Linked DNA regions of Homo sapiens: region 2 is linked to region 1. Evidence: read pairs that join two places in POLR2A ChIA-PET (ENCODE). Cell type or tissue: CD4-positive, alpha-beta T cell. All regions are shown on one strand.

What was found. ChIA-PET counts read pairs that join two places held together with the same protein. Peaks named below come from ENCODE experiments on the same cell type or tissue, not always from the same donor. Only the 100,000 strongest peaks of a DNase experiment are listed, where the experiment ranks them.
Region 2: POLR2A ChIA-PET joins it to region 1 with 7 read pairs; 1 of 35 experiments calls an interaction of 5 or more read pairs at or near these places.

What each region holds. Positions count from the first base shown.
Region 1 is chr17:63,427,810-63,430,309 of GRCh38, reverse strand. No RefSeq gene overlaps it. Among named protein-coding and RNA genes, the nearest start is that of CYB561, 17 kb to the left of the region's middle. In CD4-positive, alpha-beta T cell, no CTCF peak of the experiment used is centred here; no DNase peak of the experiment used is centred here; H3K27ac peaks cover 437 bases.
Region 2 is chr17:64,835,741-64,838,240 of GRCh38, reverse strand. It overlaps the pseudogene PLEKHM1P1. Among named protein-coding and RNA genes, the nearest start is that of MIR4315-2, 15 kb to the right of the region's middle. RefSeq lists silencers at 883-1,342, 1,433-1,522. In CD4-positive, alpha-beta T cell, no CTCF peak of the experiment used is centred here; DNase peaks (open chromatin) are centred at 310, 591, 1,050 and 1,490; H3K4me3 peaks cover 1,943 bases; H3K27ac peaks cover 737 bases.

The sequences.
Region 1 (2,500 bases):
ACTTCAGCTCTCAGGATCTGCTTCTGCATTTGTTTTGGAGACAGCAGTGTCGTCTGTCGAGGTGTGAGGAATACATTAGGGAACACATGTGAAGTCCCTATCACAGTGTCTGGGACACAATGGACCTCCCAAGAGGATGGCCTGTTAGAATGGACTCTGAGCACCTTCTCTTCTATGTGGGCCCTCTCTTCATCACAGGGCCTTCCAGACATGATACCTGTTATCAGTGCCCCATCTTATTCCTGAGAATGGAATAACTCAGCTGCCAAGACTCCAAGCTCCTCCAACTTGTTTTTAAAGCTGAAAGAGGGTGACTCCATTCCCCGCTGGTTCGCCTACCCATTCCCAGCCGACCGCAGGGGAGTTTGGCCACCATGTGCACGTGCGTACTGTGTCTGCCTGCAGTTACCAAAAGGTACCCATGAGCAGATATCCAGGGGAAGAAAGTCTGACTTACTTAGTGCTTCGGAGGATCTACACAGACTTCTGCTGAGTTTGCTGTTTGCTTCTACTCTGAGTAGCTTTTTATTAAGGTTGAGGGTAAATTCTTTTTAAGAAGTATTAATATTTTAAATGAATCACTCCTTTTCCTTTCCTCCAATGTCCCAGGACTTCTTAAAAAGCTGGGGGTTTGGCCAGGTGTGGTGGCTCATGCCTGTAATCCCAGCACTTTGAGAGGCCAAGGCGGGAGGACAGCTTGAGGCCAGGAGTTCAAGACCAGCCTGGGCAACATAACAAGACTCCATCTCTGCAAAACAAAACAAAAGTTAGCAGGGCGTGGTGGCATGCACTGTGGTCCCAGGTACTTGGGAGGCTGAGGTGGGTGGGTCACTTGAGCTCAGGAGGTTGAGGCTGCAGTGAGCTATGATCACACCACTGCACTCCAGCCTGGGTGACAGAGTGAGACTCCATCTAAAAACAAAACAAAACATCTAGGTCGGGCACAGTGGCTTATGCCTGTAATTCCAGCACTTTGGGAGGCTGAGGTAGGTGGATCACTTGAGGTCAGGAGTTTGAGACCAGCCTTGGCAACATGGCGAAACCCTGTCTCTACTAAAAATACAAAAATTAGCTGGGCATGGTGGCGGGTGCCTGTAATTCCAGCTACTAGGGAGGCTGAGGCAGGAAAATTGTTTGAACCTGGGAGGAGGAGGTTGCAGTGAGCCGGGCTCACGCCATTGCACTCTAGCCTGGGTGACAGACTCTGTCTCAAAAAAAAAAAAAAAAAAAAAAAAAAAAGAAAGAAAAAATATAAATTAAAAAGCTGGGGTTTTGCCAATGACTTTTTTTTTTTTTTTGAGATGGACCCTCGCTGTGTCACCCAGGCTGGAGTACAGTGGCACGATCTCGGCTCACTGCAAGCTCTGCCTCCTGGGTTCATGCCATTCTCTTGCCTCAGCCTCCCGAGTAGCTGGGACTACAGGTGACTGCCACCACGCCTGGCTAATTTTTTGTATTTTGTTTAGTACAGACGGGGTTTCACCGTGTTAGCCAGGATGGTCTCGATCTCCTGACCTCGTGATCCGCCCGCCTCAGCCTCCCAAAGTGCTGGGATTACAGGCGTGAGCCACCGTGCCCGGCCCCGACTTACCCATTTTTTAATGAAATAACTGGAGCAGCCCAGGAATGGTTTTGAGATTGAGCAGGTGGCTGCTGCCAGAGTCCCCTCTTCTCTTTGAAGGCAACTGTGGCATCTAGGCTGGGCTGTGTGTTGCCTGCAGTTTGTCTGCTTCCCTAGGCTTTGGGAAATGCAGGTATGCACAGCAGGAATGTTTGTTTAGCACAAATCTGATGTCAAGAGGAAGTGGTCTCCCTCCTCGCTTGTCCCTGAAGTAAACACAGAGGTAGCAGTTAAACAGGAAAGGCTGCAGGCTCAGTGCTGCTCCCCCGCTTCCCCACTCCCTTTTAGATGGTATTGAGTCTCCAGCCAGTTGCAGGAAACCTGCCACTTTTCCATTCACAATGCAGCTGCCTAGCTCTCTATATGGTGAGGACTGGAGTTCGACCAGATTTCTGATGAAAAGACAAAGCCCCTGGAAGCAGTGGGCCTCCAGTTGTGACGAAGCCCTTAGGTCTGCAGTGGGAGCTGTGCCCTCTGCTCGCTACCCTCTCAGCATGCAGCCTCTAAACACAGCCACTCAAGCTGGCAGCCCACCTCAGCCTTGGCTTTGGTAGGGTGGCTGGATTGGGTGCAGCTTCAGCTACAAAATGAAACAAGAGCTCAGTGCTCCCTGGGTATAGCTAGAGAGAAACCTCTTCCAATGAAGAAAAAGCCCCCCTTTCTCAACAAATGTCACAGGCCTGTGCTGACAGCTCCTTAGAACGGCGTCTCTTGTCCACAGCTCTCTTGAGGGCCTACCACAGTGTCCAACTCTGAGGAGAGGAGGTGCTCAATAACGTGACCGAGCAAATAAATGCACAAAGGGGTGGCTCTGAATGTCCCACAAGAGACCAAGCAAATCATCGGGAATTTGGCCTTAGCCCTAACCTGCCCAATTCC
Region 2 (2,500 bases), 1.4 Mb before region 1:
CAGCACTTTGGGAGGCCGAGGCGGGTGGATCACCAGGTCAGGAGATCGAGACCATCCTGGCTAACACGGTGAAACCCCATCCTACTAAAAACATAAAAAAATTAGCCGGGCGTGGTGGCGGGCTCCTGTAGTCCCAGCTACTCGGGAGGCTGAGGCAGGAGAATGGCGTCGACCCAGGAGGCGGAGCTTGCAGTGAGCCGAGATCGCGCCATTGCACTCCAGCCTGGGCGACAGAGCCAGACTCCGTCGCAAAAAAAAAAAAAAAAAAAAGAAGAAGAAAAAATTAGCTGGGCGTGGTGGTGCACGCCTGTAGTCCCAGCTGCGTGGAGGCTGAGGTGGGAGAACCGCTTAGTCCGTGAGGTCAAAGCTGTGGTGAGCCGTGATCGTGCCACAGCACTCCAGTCTGGGCGACAGAGTGAGACCCTGTCCCAAAAAAAAAAAAAAAAAAACAGAAAGGAAGAAAGAAATCCTCTACACGGGCTAGAAGAGAATAACCAGACCCCTAAGCTTCAAGCCAGGCGGTGCTAATGGGCGAGTTACACACGGGAGTGTGCCCAAGGGGACCTCAAGGCGTTCCCTTGGGATAAAGTGTGGTCAAAACAGCTGTGTTTATCCTGAAAGCGCAACGCGGAGGCTCCAATTTGGGCCCGGGCTCCGCCCCACGGGCTGCACTGCTGCCCTCGGAGAGGCAAAGATAGGGCAGGCGTTATTAGTCCCACTCACAAGTGGGAACTCTTCAGCTGAGGGAGGCGAAGTGACAGCCCCAATGTTGCACAGATGGTTCTGAGGCCAAACGAGGTCAGGAACCCAGAAGCCAGGATCTAGTTTGACGCAGACCTGCGGGAGGCGGGCGGTAACGGATGCGTTCTCCCTGACACCGGTGCCGTCGCCTCTCTGCGCCCTGCAGGCGCCCCCAGTTCCCCAGCCTCCCAGACCTCGCATCTGCCCCGGGGCTCAGCTCCCAGGGACTTCCGGGAGCAGCTGGCCCCGCCCCAAGGCTCCTTCGGGCTGCGCGATTGGCACCGCGGGCCGGGGGCAGGGCCGGAGCGCCGAGCCAACGTGATGGCGTCAGGGGCCGGGGCGCTGCTTCCTGTTGTCAGTGGCCGAGAGACCGCATCGTCGGCTCGGAGGCTGAGGGGCTGCCGCAGCCGGGAGCCCCCCTCGCCTCGCTCCTCGCTCCGCTTGGTGAGTTAGGGGGTCAAGATGCGAGGAGGGCGGCGGAGTGGTGGGAGGGCCGAGGCGCGAACGGGCGGTGGGCCTCCCGCTCCCTCCGCGATTCCCAGCCCCTGGTTACCCTGAGACTGCCCGGCTTCAGAGCCCTCAGCCCTGTCCAGCCCGCGCCCGCTCCGCTCCGACCCAGCCTTCCCCCTGCACCGCCGCTGTGGCCCCGTCCCCTCCGTCTGTCCAGCCCCCAGCCCGCGCCCGCATCCCCTCACCAGCGGTCTTGCTTAAATGCAGCTTCACTCGTGACCCCATTTTACCCCAGTTCCAACCCCGATCTCGGCCACGTCCCTTCGCCCCGCCCTGACACACCTCATCCTCTCTCCCCACCCCTCTGGTAATCCCGATGCTCCGCGCTCACCTCCCCGAGACCCACCATTCAGGTTTCCCCTTTTCTGGCTCAGCTTTCTTATCCCAGTCACCCCCATCCCCTGTCCAGCTCCCCAAGATCTGCTCATCCTAAACATTCTACCTCCGCCCTCTCATCTAAGACCCACCCCCAAAGTAGGTGCCCTGTTGAGCTCACCGCTTTCTTCTGGATAACTCCGATCTCAGCCTTATTCCAAGTCGTAACTGTGTCTTCTCGTCCTTAGTCTCCTAGCCCACTGTATACCTTCCTTTGCGTCTCCTGCCGTACTGAGGACACCCCATCCCTAAGTCTTTGCCAAACTGTCCCGAACTCTTGCTGCCTCCTTTCCTACCACCCTCACCCAATCTTGTTAAAAATGACATCTCCATGTCCTTTCACCCCCGCTGACCCACCGCAACTCTTCACCCTAACTCTGCGTCCATTCCTTCCCTCGACCCAACTCCCATTCAACCTGAGAACTTAGTGCAGAGTCGCCTGCCAACTCCACCAGCTGCCCCTCAACAGCCAAATGTAGGTGCTCACTCAGACCCGCAGTTACAGACTGAGCAGCATGATTGGCGGGTGCAGGGGCTCAGGTGGTAAATAAGGGTGGAGGAGCAGTGGGCTCTCCCCAACTCTTGGGTGGGGCCGGGGTTTTTCCTGGCATCTGGTCTCCTGTACCTGTCCTCAGGGATTGTGTTTCTGGCATTCATATTAAATGACTTGTGCTGGCTGCTGGAATGGTAGGTATCATTCAAATATCTGGAAGGTGAGAGATGGCCACTCACTCAGCTCACTTAGCACAGAATGATGGAAGCTGTCACTTCCTTCTGGTTGGTGTTCTCGCCCTGGAGAGCTTCTGGGAAGTTCTGTGTGGTGTTGGCTGTGGTCACAGAATATTGTTCATGTTCCTTTTCTTGGCACTTGTAA